Regions from separate parts of the Mus musculus genome. Here region 1 is linked to region 2. Evidence: chromatin loops called from intact Hi-C (ENCODE). Cell type or tissue: heart. All regions are shown on one strand.

Evidence for each region. Hi-C counts contacts between places; a loop is a spot of excess contacts. Peaks named below come from ENCODE experiments on the same cell type or tissue, not always from the same donor. Only the 100,000 strongest peaks of a DNase experiment are listed, where the experiment ranks them.
Region 1: it touches region 2 in a loop (5-fold over the local background); 2 of 42 quality-filtered maps call a loop at or near these places.

Annotation. Positions count from the first base shown.
Region 1 is chr16:84,876,132-84,884,131 of GRCm38, forward strand. No RefSeq gene overlaps it. Among named protein-coding and RNA genes, the nearest start is that of Gabpa, 45 kb to the left of the region's middle. In heart, a CTCF peak has its summit at 3,254; a DNase peak (open chromatin) is centred at 3,280.
Region 2 is chr16:84,771,597-84,779,596 of GRCm38, forward strand. It overlaps Jam2 (junction adhesion molecule 2), which reads left to right and starts at 2,527. Exons shown (of 10, transcript NM_023844.5): 1 at 2,527-2,957. The coding sequence starts at 2,891. In heart, CTCF peaks have their summits at 1,059, 2,833 and 4,978; DNase peaks (open chromatin) are centred at 75, 2,035, 2,695, 3,435 and 1 weaker place; H3K4me3 peaks cover 2,466 bases; H3K27ac peaks cover 830 bases.

The sequences.
Region 1 (8,000 bases), 100 kb after region 2:
AAGAAGGGTCTGGGTGAAGTTGAAGGGAATTCTAGGCATGGAGGCAACACACAACACAGCCTTGGAATCCGAGAGTTGACGACGGTGCTCCCCATGGAAACAGCATTCATTTGGAATTCTGCCAGAGCATGAGCACTGTGTTCAGCATGTACGTCCCTGTCAAGAGGCTGGAGGACCCTGCTGATGAGGCTCAGTGGCCCAAGAGAGAAGCCTGAGGAGGGGTTTGTGCCAAAGACACCTGCATCTTGGATAGTCTTGTAGCAACCCTCCAGACGACTGTCCTCTGCTGTCCATGGGGAATGACTCCAGACACAGGCACCGGACTTTGAGGGTGCGCAACACTCATAGGGCAAGAATTTGCATATAACACAAGCACAAACTCCCTAGGTCGCCTCTAGACTAATACATAGAACGTTGTGAGCACTCTGTAAATGATTGTTTAACGGTGCCATTTAGGGGTAGTGACAGGAAAATGGTTTGTTTTTGGTCACTAACTGTTAGCAGTTGTCAATTAACCTCTCAAATCGACTAGGCAGGGGCGTGTTTCTCGATACTCGCCCCAATGTTTTGGGTTCCTGAATGAAAGACACACACAGACACACACACAGACACACAGACACAAACACACACACACACACACACACACACACACACACACACTGTTTAATGTGCCTTAACAGCTCAATGGCTGGGTCACTCCCAGAACTCCACATGGCTACACTTCCCAATATCCCTGAGTTACACTTACTGTCCTAGACCCAATGGGTGGGGGTAGGGACTGGGGCTTTTTTTCCCTGCTCTCTCTTCTGCACTTCTTAGGCCTCGTCCTTCTTCTTTCCTGTCGTGGCAGTTCTCAATCCTTCTGTAGGTCCCCTTGCCCACGAATCCTAAAGTCCTGCCTCTGTCTCACCGCTCAGCCATTGGCTGCCGGCCACTTTATTCACCAATCAGAACCAACTGGGGGCAGGGACCCTCATCATCTTGTGCAATTTTGGGAACCCAATTAACATAATATAAGCATTAGACGAAATCCACAACAACTATCAGATAAAACATTTTTTGTTGTTGTTTTGAACATTCTCTGTAGCCCAGGATTGGTTTTATAGTCATTGCATAGCTGCAGGTGGCCTTGAACTCCCGACCCTTGGGCCCCCACCTCCCAAGTACTGATATTATCGGCGTTTATGTCATGATTGGTATGTCATGATTGGCCAGATGTAATTTTTCAAACAATTTTTATACACAGTTGGTTGAAGCTGCTGGTCTGGACCTTGTAGAGATGGAAGGCTGACCGTATTTCTGATCAGTCGCTGAAATATTGAAATGAGCTGTAAAGGCTCAAGGGAATGTGACCACTTAGCAAAATAACAATAGGTTCCAACCTAAGACCCAGGGTTTCCCAAGCCATGGATTCGTGATGAGTGTTTTAGTTCCAGATCTGAAATTCTTTCCTGTGGAACAAATATCAAATCCAGCAAAAATAGAGTTACCCTATTTTTGATACTAGCACTATACCAGTTATCACATCTTGCCAGGCAGATCAGTATTGTAGCAAGCTGTACCCTAAATAGGACCCTTTAATCAGCCCCTCACCCCCACCAATGCTCAGAGAATATCATATAAGAGGATGCAGATAAAAACCATAAAAGCAGGAACAGGGGGGAAGAGTACTTCATCCTGTTTGACTCTTTTTTTTTTTTTTTTTTTGGTTTTTCGAGACAGGGTTTCTCAGTATAGCTCTGGCTGTCCTGGATCTCACTTTGTAGACCAGGCTGGCCTCGAACTCAGAAATCCGCCTGCCTCTGCCTCCCGAGTGCTGGGATTAAAGGCGTGCGCTACCACTGCCCGGCTCTGTTTGACTCTTGAGGCATAGTGTCACTGAGCACCCGTGGACATCCTAGATCACATTATGCAGACAAGGCTGGACTCCAAGGTACAGAGATCCTCCAGCCTCCATCTCCCCAGTGCCATGGCTGAAGGCATGCACTGCCATGCCCTTTGTCAATCCCGTGTTCTGGATAGGACATGACTACTGCCTCCATGAGCTCTCGCAGGGTGTGGTTTAAAGGGAAGGTCAGAGGTACTGTATCTGAGTTGAGACACCAGTAATCTAAAATCAGGAAGGTTTTAAGAAAAAGAATTTCTTCCTAGGGGAGAGATTCATTTCCCCTCATAAGCAATTGCTATATAGAATTAAGATTCCTGTCTGGTTTTATCACCAAGGCCCACCAGTGAGAACTCCATCTAGTAGGACTGGAAAACACACCACCAGAGAGTTCTCATGACTGGATTTCTGTACCTGCCTTTAAGAGGTTTAACAAAACCGTTTGCTCTTGGAAAGGCGAGAAGACTGGATTTGTGGATAAGTGTCCCAGTTTTCAACATGAAAGAAAAGAAAAGAAAGAAAAAAGAGAAAAGAACAGGTGAGATGGTTCAGTGTGTAAGGTAATTACCACCAAGGCTGTGTGAGATTCACAGGACCAACTTGTTGGAAGGCGAGAACTGATTCCTGCCAGTTGTTCTCTGACTTCCATATGTGGGTCATGTGACAATTGTATGCCTACATACACACACACACACACACACACACACACACACACATTTTTAAAACCACCATAACACACTTACTACAGTACCTAGTAGTTTGTTTATGTGCATTTTCTATGTCATTGTCCCACTGGACATGGGGTTGTAACGCATCATTTATTCACCAGAGAACATAGCTAGGTTTTCTGATACATATCAATGTCGCTTGAAACATTCTAAACACCATAAAATATTCTCATCATTAAAACCAAGTTTTAAGACCCTTAGGGCCTTTGATCCGGAATTCACAGACCCTCCCTCATATGGACACTAACATCACTTTAGGGGATACTCTTTCTTCTGAAAATGTGTCAATGACTGACTAAAGATGCAAAAAAAAAAAAAAAAAAAAAAAAAAAAGGAAAGGTATAGGGACATTCCAAGACAAAAATACAACAAGTAGATTTGAACCCTGGCGTGTCTCGAGCTAGGCTGAGGAAGATAGGAATTTGCCAATCCTGGCATAAACCGATCCAGAAAAGCCAATGGCCAGTGTTAATTCACCGTAGAAGGAAAGCCTGGTGTGGCTCCTCTAGCCTGCATATGTCATTCAGGATTTCTGCTTGGGGCTCCTGTTTGACACAAGTTTCTCACACAGCAGATCTAAGGGCAAAGAGATGCTTCAGCAAGAGCCTGTGGCCATACGACCCCTAGTGTCTGAATGCTGAATTGCAGTACCTCCTGTGAGGTCGGCAGGGTGCCGTTTGAAACAAGTCAGACCCTCTGGATAGGTGGGCAAAAGCCAACACAGCCTTAGAGAGCTTGCCAGCCAATGTCTGGAATGTTTGAAGATGTGTTATGCAAAGAAAGGAAAGTGGCAAAATGTTCATCAAGTAACTCAAAAACAGGAGAGCGGTCTCAAAGAAAACGAAACATTTTCAGCATAACTATATAGTGAGTAGTAGATCAGCCTGGATGAAGAGAAAATTGAAGGGAATATCCTTCTCAAAGGGAGAGGAAGGGAAGGAGGGAGGGAGGGGAGGAGGAGAGCTGATAAATTATATGAATAAATTCCCTAAGACATGGAGTAAACATCACTGTGCACAAGAGGAGGGGAAAACAGTATATGCCAGTATTCATTCACAGACAGTCGTTAGGATGAAATGCTACATCCACTCCAGTAGTGACAAGCGTGACAGGCCCCGAAAACCTGGGCGCTGTCCCGAGGCGAAAAGTTCATGGAAACTTAGTCTCCTGGAATCGTGGCATCCTGTATAAAGAATGCTCCAATGTCCTTGCTTTAGTTGGTAAACGGATCTGTGTGCTTTCCCTTAATATTGCTTTATTATAAGTGCTCCTAAGGATTGATATTTTGACATATAGCTAAGTTAGATTCTAGGTAGTCCTTGATCTGACCTTGGGCATGGATAGCTAAGTCACTGCCCTACACAGAAATTTACCATTATCTAGGAAGAAGGAAGTTTGTGATCTAAAGAGGAACCAGAGTAGATACTTAGAACCATAGATAGCTGAGCTACACCCATACACAAGTATTTACAATGGCCTAGGGGGAAGGTGGACTATACAATACACTAGAGTAGGAACTATGGCAAGGGCACGAAGTCCTTGCCCCTGACTTCTAAGATTAAGTGGGCCTTAGGTGGGGCTGTTTTTGATCCCAGTTGTTAACATTGAATTTTACCCCAGTTGGTTCCTGCCAGTTCTTCCATGTTTACATTCCTCTGTTTTGTGTAAGAATCCAGTAACCTCTTTGTACCTTGCCAGTGTGTCACCCAACTTCCCTATTTTCTTCTGTATATAAAGTTTGTTGCTAAATTTGACAAATTACATTCAGATCCACACTCCCTTGTGTCGAGTCTGTCTGTCAATTCCCACCAACTCCTTGCCCACCTGTGACCAGAGACCTGTTCCACGAAGACAAGGAACCAAGAGGGTGATGAAATCCTGTATCTCCAGAAGATCCGGAAAAAAATGAGTTGAGAAATGGCCTTAAATAAAGTTACCCAAACACTGAATTAAAAAGACAAAACAACAGCAACAACAACAACAAAGAGGGCTGGAGAGATGGCTCAGTGGCTAAGAGCACTGGCTGGCTGCTCTTCCATAGGACCTGGGCTCAATTCCTAGCATCCACACAGAAGTTCACAAATGTGTGTAGCTCCTGTTCCAGGTGCTCTGACGTCCTCACACAGACATACATGCAGGCAAAACACCAAGACACACAAAATAAAAATAAAAATTAAAAAAAAGAAAAAAAGTTTCTACATGAAGAGCAATCCACGTGCCAACAACAGATGTCAACTGAGAACAAATCTAAACAATAAACTATAGCAAAACTCCTAAGAGAGTCGAGATTTGCCTGGAGAAACCCAAAACTCTGCACAGTGACTGTAGTTTGTCACAGTGCATTCCTCAGAACACCACCTCTTTTCCGCACATCTTCACTTGGGAATGTCCGTTGCCATGCGGCATCTGGCCATCAATACTGGATCTCCTCTCTGTTATCCTTTTGTTGCCCTGTGCCATGGAGATCTTGAAGCTTTGAATCTTCAGGACTGGTCCTTTCATACGCTCCAGCAGTTCATAATGAGGTAGATGTTGAGGTGGGCCAACTCAAAGCCCTGGATCTGGACCTGAGTGGTAGCTGAGTTAACCGTTAACCTGGCAGCTCTACTACCACCAGATTAAGCTCTCTAGCATTGTCCCGGCTAGCTCGCCCAATACTGCAGTCAGCAGTGGGCAGGGCCAGCTCTCCGTCTTTCATGCCCTCGGCTGGCTCACCTGCGCCTTTTTGCCACTGTATTGCTGAGGCAAAGTACAGAGCTCACTCCAGGAGGAGACCCTTAATACTCGACCAAAAATGAGCATCGTTGGGTGAGATGAAGTCTTTTACATTTTTAGGAGTTCAATCCTGGGCAGCTGGGATATTTAACAGAGAAGATGTGGAGAGCAGTAGGACCAGAGAATTTGAGATGTCATGAACCATTATCCCTTGTGTCATCCGTTGAAAAATTCAAATAACCTCAATTTATTTCACATTAATATTTATAGACTATTCCATCCCCCACCAAAAGATCAACTTTAAAATTAATGAGCTAAAGACCTTTCTAATTCTTTGCATAATTTTCTTTTTCTTGTTTATATATTGTATCTGGCTAATAGTAATGACATAAATTCTGCAGAGGATAGGAAAAAGTCAGTAACAGAAGCTAACTCTATTTCATACGTTAGTTACCAAAAATGAGGAAATGAAATGAAGATAGCGGCCAACATATGAATTGCATGAGGTAAACTGACTAAAATGTGTGCAGTCTCTCTGTGTATTGAAAACCACAAAGTCCTACTACAACACATGACAGACTCCAAAAATAAGATGCCACGTCCCTGTGTTGAAAGATTCGCTCCTGTTCGTATCACAGTCTTTTCAAGGTAGTTTGTTCTGTTGGGTCAGTGACAAACACCCGAGAGTACGTCTTGAAATGAGAGAAGTAGGTTTTTTTTTTTTTTTTTTTTTTTTTTTTTTTTTTTTTAGATTTATTTATTTATTATTATATGTAAGTATACTGTAGCTGTCTTCAGACACTCCAGAAGAGGGCGCCAGATCTTGTTACAGATGGTTGTGAGCCACCATGTGGTTGCTGGGATTTGAACTCTGGACCTTTGGAAGAGCAGTCGGGTGCTCTTACCCACTGAGCCATCTCACCAGCCTGAGAAGTAGGTTTTTTTTGTTGGTGGTGATGTTGTTGTTGTTGCTATTGCTGTTGCTGCTGCTGCTGCTGCTGCTGCTGCTGCTACTGCTGCTGGTGGAGGTGGTGGTGGTGGTGGTGGTGGTGGTGGTGGTGGTCACAATCCCAGAGGGTTCAGTTCACAGTGAGAGTGCCCTGTGACTGTGGGCTTGCTGTGAGGCAGAACATCATGGCAGCAAGAGTGTACCTGAGCCAAGTGTTCTGCTCCTAACATCCAGGAAGCAGAGACAGACAAGTCGCTTTGCACAGGCATGTCCTTGTGACTTGCTGTCTCCAGTCAGGCCTGCTTCCTAAGTCCCCACCACTTCCCAATAATGTCATCAGGTTGTGACTCCATCAGTAAATTGATCCGTTGATGGAGTCAGAACCCTCAGGAGCCAGTTATTTCCAAATAACTGCTGTTTGATTTTTTTTTTAACACAGGAGCCTTTGGGTCAGATTCAAGCATAATGCATTCCTAGTCAAAATCTCCTGGGCTTATTGTTGAAAAAAAATGATTTTTATGTAAAAAACAGACAACAAAAGCAACAAACCCAGAAAAATCAGGATTGTTTGGAAAAAGAAAAAAAACACAAATTGATTTTCTGACTTATAATCTACTCTTATTAAGATAGTGTGGCCCTAAAGGAACAATCAGTGGAATAACATGAAGAAACCAAAAGTGGATCCTTTGTCTATGTGAGTAATTTGTTTAGATTCAAAATAATTGGTTTTCATTAATTTATTTTCATTATGGCATTTTCATACATGCGCTTCATTGTCCTTTCCTCGTATCTGCTCTGGCCAGTTACTTTTAAATAGTGGCTCTAGACCAGCTCTTTTTTACAGGGATGAGAACCCAATCTTAAGTGGTCAGTCCTAAAAATGTGCAAATAAAAGCAACACTAACTGGACTCAGCTGTGTGTGTGTGCACCTTGTGTGCACACTGTTTTGAGTGTGTGCATGTGCATGTACGTGTGCGTGTGCTTGACGGTGTGTGTGAAGCATAGAGAAGTTCATTAATTAGAGAGGGATGGTTGCGGGGGACCTGGAAGGAGTTGGAAATGGAAAGGATACAAATAAAGAAATCCCCTTAATTTTTTTAAAATGTGGTTCTAGAACGTTGAGATGACCCTAGTTCCAGCATCTATGAAAAGTAACCCAGAATCACCCATAGAAATACAAAATTTAAACATCTAAATCTCTGCAAACTAAAACTTCTAAAATGACTTTGAAGTGGAGGTAAACACTTCCTAGACTACAAGTCAACTGAAGCAAATCAAGACGACATAAATTGGATTTTATCAAAATGTATAACACATGCCATGAAAAGGTTAGGAACAGTTTGAAGAATGTCCTATAGCGTGCTTTTATGGCAAAAAAAAAATGTTTCTAGAGTAGACAAAGAACACATAAATTCAATTTAAAATAAGCAGATCTAAGCAAACATTCCAACCAGAAAGATATAAGAAACATCTATCCTAATATCTACCCAGGAAGATGTTTATCTTTATTCTTCATCAGAGACATGAACTAGAGCACAAGCCCCATCCCACTGCACAACACTAACGGCTGAGACTCAAGACGGATGACACCCATTCCAGGAGGGATGGAGGAAAGCTGGGACTCCTGTGTGGTATTGATTGGGCGCAGTAAAGTCAGTATGATACACAAAGACACAGCAGTTAAAAAATACAACAATAACAAAAAAACTTGTTCTGGGGATG
Region 2 (8,000 bases):
TTACAAATGGAACTGTCTCACTCCTGGAGACTGTGAGTTTATTAAGAGCAAAGCTTGGTCTTACTCAGTGCTCTCCCTGGAGATACACTGTAGCCATTGGACAGATGCCTTGGCCAGCTTGTTAATGAATGAGTCAATGACTAAATAGAATGTCACAGAATAAGCTCTCTGTCTTTTTTTTTTTCATGATTTTTTTTTTAAGGAAGAGCAAAAAAGACAGAGTTATAGCAAAGATGAGGGAGAAGGACTATAACAACTTCGTCTTGTAAAAATGTATTAAAATTTTGGGTCCGCTGTGGTGGTACAAGGAAACAGAGGGAAGCAGATCTCTATGAGTTCGAGGTCAGCCTGGTCTACAGAGTGAGTTCCAGGACAGCCAGAGCTATATATAGAGAGAGCTTGTCTCAAATAACCAACAGCAACTATGATGGTTGACATTACATTTAAAGTTTATATTTACTATGCTTGAGAGACCAAAAAAAGAAAAAAAATGCCTCTAACATGCAAGGCCTTAGCTTGTACAGGCTCTACCCTACAAGCCCACTTCTCCCAGACATTAAAGATTAATCTTAAAGAGACTGGTCGTATAAAATTTGCTGTTCTAGCAAGTAGTAGGTCAACTTCAATTTCTGCCTTCGTAATCAAACTTGATTACTCTGCTCAAAAAATATGACTAGGACCAATACAAAACATATATGTTAAATTAGACGCTGCCTATAGGTATAATCGTGTGGGGTTTGCCTTTGTATGCCTTAGGCTGCTTTGTCTAGAGGCTGTGTCTTGGGATCACTCTCAGATGCTGTTTTGGCAAACAAATAAACAAAAACAAAAAACACCCTCTTTCTATTAAAATTTATTTATGGTCATGGTGAATCTCTGAGTGACCCCAGACCCATAAAACACCAACAACAAAATGACAGATTAATCTAAGAAAACAGATTAAACAGTCTCTAAAGAGGCACATGCGTCTCTCACTCTCAACATCAGAACCACTGAAGCAAACAATGCCAAGGCAATGGATATTTCCCCAAGGCATCTCATCCGAGAGAAGGGGGAGGCGCCATCTAGAGGGGCCACTCACAATTCCCGTGGTTCTAAGAACCTGTCTTACCACCCTATAGGACGAGACTGAAGACCAGACAATGGCTTAGATGTGGGCTGCATGGATGTGTGGATCCTTGGCTCTGTATTTTATCTCACTTCAGGGCCCCAAAGACAGACTTGGGGTTCACTGGAACTCTACAATGTGGCTATATCGAATCAATCAATCAATCAATCAATATCTCTCCCTTTCTCTTCTCAGTTTTCACGACTAATTTGACTCTTTTAATTGGATTGTCAAGGACAATTGACTTAACCTGTCTCTGAGCACAGGCCTTAAGTCTTTTTTTTTTTTTTTTTTTTTTTTTGCCTTAAGTCTTAAGTTAGATGACACCCTTACTCCCTTACTGTTTGTGAGTTTGGGCTACCAGCTCCATTTTTGCCTTTTTTTTTTTTTTTTTTTTTAACTTTGCTTTTCTTGCCCTCAGGGGTCTTCTGTCCCCTCCCCTTCCCCATGAGGGCCAAAGCTTTCATCACTGTTGCCCAGGCAACAGTGGGGATGCCTCATTCCTCACAGCTCTGCATATCTAAGTATATCTTAAGCCTTTGTCCGCAAGGCTGGCTCAATTCTTTGTAAGTGGTCCACCACTAAATCAGCCATCCTCTACACATAATTATTTATTATTTAGCTTTATTTAAAACGATTTTAAAAAATGTCTTCACCTGACAACGGCCTTTACACAGACGGGTCAATTTTCTTGAATGCCCCAGCCATCAGTTCTGGAGAGGAAATGTGAAAATCGCCTTTGCAAGTGCACGCTTCCGAAGTGCGGGTCAATTTTAAAGCACGCACTGGAGCATTCATAATGGATTTCCCTTTTAAAAGCACATGAGACCAAAAATAAACCTGACAAAAGGGCAGCTGTAGAGTTTTAACATGTGGAAAACTCCACAGGCGGCAGTTACATAACGGGGAAGAAACAAGATAAATATTTCACACCGTTAGATGAACTTCCAGATGACAACTAAGAAGCCAAGAGCCCAGAACACACCTTAACTCTCTAAGGGGTTGGGGGGACGGGGAGGACGGACTTGAAGCCAGAAGAGGCTAAGCCTGATGATAAAATCTGGGACCTGACTTGCAACTTGAGTGATGCCTTTGTCCCCCGCCCCCTCCGCCCCTCCCCACCCCCCCTTTCTAGAGGCAGGGGCTGAGCTCATGCCCCTATACTTTAAGAGCGCTTCGCCAGCGGTTTTGTCCGCTAGATAGAAATTTTCCAAAAAATATCTCCCACGCTAGGCAAAACACTGAAAAGGAAGTTTTTTTGCGCCAAGAGGAGAGACATGGCGAGACAGACCGAGCCACTACCGCTCCCAACACACACACACCCTGCCCATCCCACCCGGCTGCGCTCCTCCTGCCCCCAGCTCCTCGCCCTGGGGACAGCTGGCAGCCTAGCGCGGGACTAGACACAAAGCGGATCAGTCTGGGGGCGGGGGGCCGACCTGCAGGGTTCTCCCTCAAGAGGCTAGTCCTCTGCCGCCACTCGCTTAGGACCCTGCGGACACCGCGTCCCGCGTCCACGCCCTCCCCTCAACCCTCTTCCACCCTTCAAAAGAAGGACTGTCCCAGACACCACGTCCTAGGGCCAGAAGACCTGCCCCCACGACAGTCGCTGGAGACACCCCAGACCGGAGAGACTGACATCGGGACAGGACCCGCCCCTCTGCTTCCACCTCTCAGGGACCTCCTCTGCTCCGCCGCCGGGCGAAGTGCTGGGAGACCCAGCCGCCTGTCGCGCTCCTGCAGGGGGACCCTCAGCTAGGCAGCCAGCTGGCGCCCGCGTAGATGGCGAGGAGCCCCCAAGGCCTCCTGATGCTGCTGCTGCTACACTACTTGATCGTCGCCCTGGACTGTAAGTCTCTGGGGTAACAGTCCTTTCCACCCTCCGGTCTGGCTATACCAGCCTCCGGGACCCTCGCCTGCAGGCATGGCGCTCAGTGCTAGGGGGTCTGTCTCGGGGCGCCAGGCTTTGCAGTCTGGGAGCACGGAGGGTAATCTGGATGAGGGCAGGCTCTGGGCAGGGAGACTGAAGTCCTGTGCGTCTTGTAAATAGTGTTGGATCTGGGCAGTTAAGAATTGAAGAAAACAGACGATCCTCATCTCCTTGCAAAGTCCGAGGAAGTTTTCAAAGACACCGGGACGTGATCAGAATGCAAAACTCTCTAAGTATTCAAGATGCGAAGAGCCCAAGAAAGATGGCATCCGGGGTTGGCGAAGGCCACTCTTAAGTAGCTGCGGCTGAGGGATCAGTGGTTACGGTCCCAGCTGCCCCGGGCAAGGTGCTGGGTAAAGCACTTTAGAGGCGGTAGCGGGGTGAAATTAGCTGAGCCCCAGTAGCTTTTCGCCTTTACGCCTGCAAAACCGGCTTAGAGAAGTCTGTCCGCTCCAGCCAGCTGCCGTGTCCTCAGGGGATGTCCAGCCAGCGGGACTGGCTGTTAGGATTGTTAGAAAGGCGCAGGCGATGAATGAGCGAGCTGGCAGCTGGCATAGCTGCGGAGGCGTCCCAAAGCCAGTTTAGTTTCTCTGGGTACTTTGAAAGAGGATTTGCGCGGGTGCTGGCCTAATGTGATTTGAAATTTGATTTTTGTTTTCTTCGCGTTAACTTTTTAGGAAAAGGTAGGAAATTACTATCTATTTTTAAGTGAGGAAGTCCTTGTTGTTGTTGTTGTTGTTGTTGTTGATGATGATGATAAACACCCTCCCCCTCCCTGTTATCTTTTGTTCTGTTGGTTTCTTCACTAGGGAGGGGTAAATGTGTTATTGTTGAGGTTCAAGTTCTAGTCACAGTACTTAATAGTAGTTCAATTATTCTGCCCGACGAACGTCTTAACACTAACGCTGAGGCTTTTTCTCAGACCAAAGTGATGGGGGCTCACAAAACGATTTGCCGCTCAGAACCCGAACAGGGTGCCTGCTGACTCAGGGGGAGGTATATATCAAGCCAGGAAGTTGACATTCGCAATGAAATCTTTATGCATGCTGAAATATCAGCTGGTATCAAACGGAACACTTAGGGTTTGAGAGGTAATGTACTGAGTATGAAAATCAGCGACGAAGCTGGAATCTGGAGGTAGCGTAACTAAAAAAACAAAAAGTTAAGGTGAAAAGTTCTGTGTTCCTCTGAGCTTTTAAGTCTCACTTTAACAGGAGTCATTTAAAAATAAAATAGTTTTTCTCTGTTATTCCCATTCTGTCATCAAAATAGAAACAATAGATGCCGTTTGTCATTCCAGCGTAGTCAATCCAGAAGCCAGCGAAGGCTAATACTGAATGTGTAGAATGAGTTCTTCCATATCTAGGTTATCGGCAGGCTCCACTAACTCTGATACCTGTAAGGAAGAAGTTGGGAAGCAGCACGGGACCTTTCTCATACTGTTCCCTCAGTGCCAGAAGGTCTGGCATTTCAAGCGTGTTTTCTTCCCTTTTAACACATTTAAAACTTTCAAAAACAATTCAGCTGTAAAGAAAGGGGACATTAGCATAGATAGTTCCCATATACTCTATACCCAGTTACCACCATTACAGTCTTATTATTATATAGTGTCACATGGGATACTCTGCTTAGATCTTCCTCATTCTTATGGAATGTCCTTTTCTGTCCCGGGATACCACATTTGGATTAACGGTCTTCTTCCTTTATGCTCCTCTTGGCTGTGGCAGTATTTCAGACACCCCTTGTTTTTTATGACCTTGACAGGTGCTGGTTAATTACGCTGTTAAATTTCCTTCAACTGGTATATCTCAGATGCTTCATTTGTGGTTAAATGATGTCATAGGGTTTTTGGAGGAAGAAGGAAGAGAAAGGAAAGACATTTTCATCCTCTCCTAATCCAGGGGACATGACCTGTCACTATGCTTTTAACCTTCTTGGCCTGGTGGAGGCAGTGTGTGTCAGCTTGCTGCAAGGGCTCCCTACTGTGCTATCCTCAATTCCACACTATACTGTTTTAAAGAAATGTCGATATTTTCAGCTCACACTAACGGACAGAGGCTGGGTTGGTTGGTGATACATGACTATAATCTCAGCAGGCGGGCAGGAGGCAGACAGACCATTCAAGGCCACAAAGGATTCAAGGACAGCCTGGATTATGGTGAGAATATCTCCAAAAATTATCAAGGAATGAGGGCGACAGTCAGTCTCAGAGGTAGGAAGCAAGGGCTAGAAATGAGGACTTACATGACATAAACACACATGTATAAGCTTGCGCACATACACAGAGCACATATACACACACATAGGAATGTATTTCATTTTCTCCAGGGTCAAATTTCTTCATAGATTATTTCGGGCTTGTATGCACCGGAAATATGTCTTCTCAAACTTACTTACACACTTGTTTTAGGATCTTATTTAATCACTTATTTTAATATCAGCCTGGGCTTATTAATAAATATATAACTAATATGTATTTAGTTGATGATAGACTCGTATTTTTTATTTATTAAAGAACTAGAGCATTCCTTATGCTGAAATTGCATCCTCGTACTTTTAATATTCCTCTCAGATACAGCTACACTGCTGCTTTGTCCCAACCCAACCATGTGTACTTATAATATCTTACTTACCACATTCTTCCTACATCTGCCAGTTTCTAATGTCGCTCACAGAAAGTAGTCTAGGAAATTTTTTGTTATTTTGTGTGTGTGTGTGTGTGTGTGTTTAACATGAGTTATTGAACTATGGGCATCTACTTTTGTATTTAGTTGATGTATTGGTCCCCTATCAGCTACTGTAACAAAGTATCCAGGGTGATCATATTAGAAAGAGCAAAGGTTTGTTTTGCCTCCCACTTCCAGAGATTTCAATCTCTGCCTGGCTTTTGCTTTTGTAGCTATATTGACACAGCACGTAGGGAACATGAGGAAGACAGTTCTGGCCCCAACAAGGGACCCAAAGAGAGGAAGGAATAACATTACCTATTCCCCCCCCCCCCCCAAGAGCACACTGACAATGGTACGTGGTAGAACACCCAGGTAGCTTCACCTCTTAAAGGTGCCACCATTTCCCAATAGCACCACAGGCCTTTAACACATAGGTCTTTGGAGAATACTCATCCAAGCTATAAACAGTTTCCTTCTCCAGTGAGGCAGAACTTTTTTGATCTTTCACTGCCGTTCTTATTCCCCTGTGACTGAACAAAGCACCCAGTCTTTGTTCTAGTAGATGTGAGTGTATATCTAGTGTATATCTAGTAGATGTGAGTGTACATCTAGTGTATAACTAGTGTATATCTAGTAGATGTGAATGTATATCTAGTGTATATCAGATGACTTCTGAGTCCATGCAGCCTGCCATGACAAAATATCATAAACTAGGTAGTTTATTTTTTAAAGATTTTTTTCTTTTACAGTTATAGATGCTGAAAGTTCACAATCAAGACAGAAGCATGTCCAATGTCTGATGAAGGCCCAGTGTCTGGTTCATAGATGAATCCTCATGTCATCCTCATGTGGTAGAAAGGGCAGGGCAGCTCTGACCTATTGTATAAGGGCTCTAATGTCCTTTGCAAGGGCTCCCTTTATGACCCAATCCCTTTCAAACATTCCCATGTCCTAATGCCATCTATCATATTGATCATATTGGTAATCTGGTTTCTACCTATGACTTCAGGAGACGTTAACATTCAGACTATAGAATGGAGTGGGGATGACATTGGATACAGACATGGTGGACAGCATGAAGTGATGAGAAGAATCCTGTAAATCACTAAGCATCAACTTTAGGCTGAGTGGATGGAGCGTCACATTTCTGTAAAGTGATAGGCTGTTATTTAAAAAAAAACATGAGGAATGAGTGTTTGGTACTGAGAATGGGGCTCTCGTGAGTATTTCGATCTCTCAGAGAGCACTTCTGGCCACTTAATAGACCAGTTGCAGCTGGGTTTTCAGATGTGGATTGGATCCCTAGCCAGCTGCTTGGCCTGAGTCTGTAATCTCTCATAAAGTAATCACAGATGTGGTAGGAAAGAAAGGTCTGGGTCCTTCACGGCATCATAGACTCCAGAGGGGACCACTGACTAGAAATGTCTGCCTTCTGTGAATGTTGTCAAGGACGAACATCACAGTCAGTTAGCTGAAGGGAATTATGTGAGTTGGTGCAGTCTCGGTTATCTGAAGAGCATAAAGGTCACAAAGGAGACTTTGTTGGCGGAGCTGACAACTGTTTAAGGACTATGTCAGAGACTGCATCTCAAAACGGCTCAACCAAAAGCTCCGGCCTAAGACAGAAAAGGTGAGCTGTCATTGGCCAAGAACTCGCATTTATCCTTTCACCTGTGCGTGAGGAATGAAGCCTGCCAAGGACCAGCCAGCCTTGGCTTGGAGCAGCATTCTTAGGAAGGGATGTCTGGGAGTGGAGAAACAGATGACTCAAAGTCAAATTGTGGGTTACAAGCTGATGGCCTATGTTCTCCTTGAGACAGCTTTCCAGATAGCTCTCTCTATATTTGGCTTTCTCTGGAGAGCTCCAGACAGCTCTCTGCTCTAAACAACTTTTTTTTTGTAATTCCGAAGTAGCTCATAACTTGCAGACCAAAGCCCAGTCTTTTATTTGCATATCAATTCAGTCATTACCCCAGGTTCCCTTTTGATTAGCTCATGAATCAGCACACCCTGACCCCAGCCCCTTGATTCTAATAAAGAGACAGCAAGCCCAAGCACAGACAATAATATAGCTGGGTGGGACCCTGTACCCCCAAATTACCATTCCTACCATGCCTGGGCCTGGACCTAAACTCCCTCCATCCCAGGATGACCTTGAACTCAGTAATCTGTTTGCCTTTGTAAGCATAAACAAAAACACTAAGCAGGGTGGGATCTTGCCCTGTAATCGCCACTCCCTAAATCTCTTTATCTCCTCTTTTCTGACAAGCTGGCTCACAGTGCAGCTGCCCCT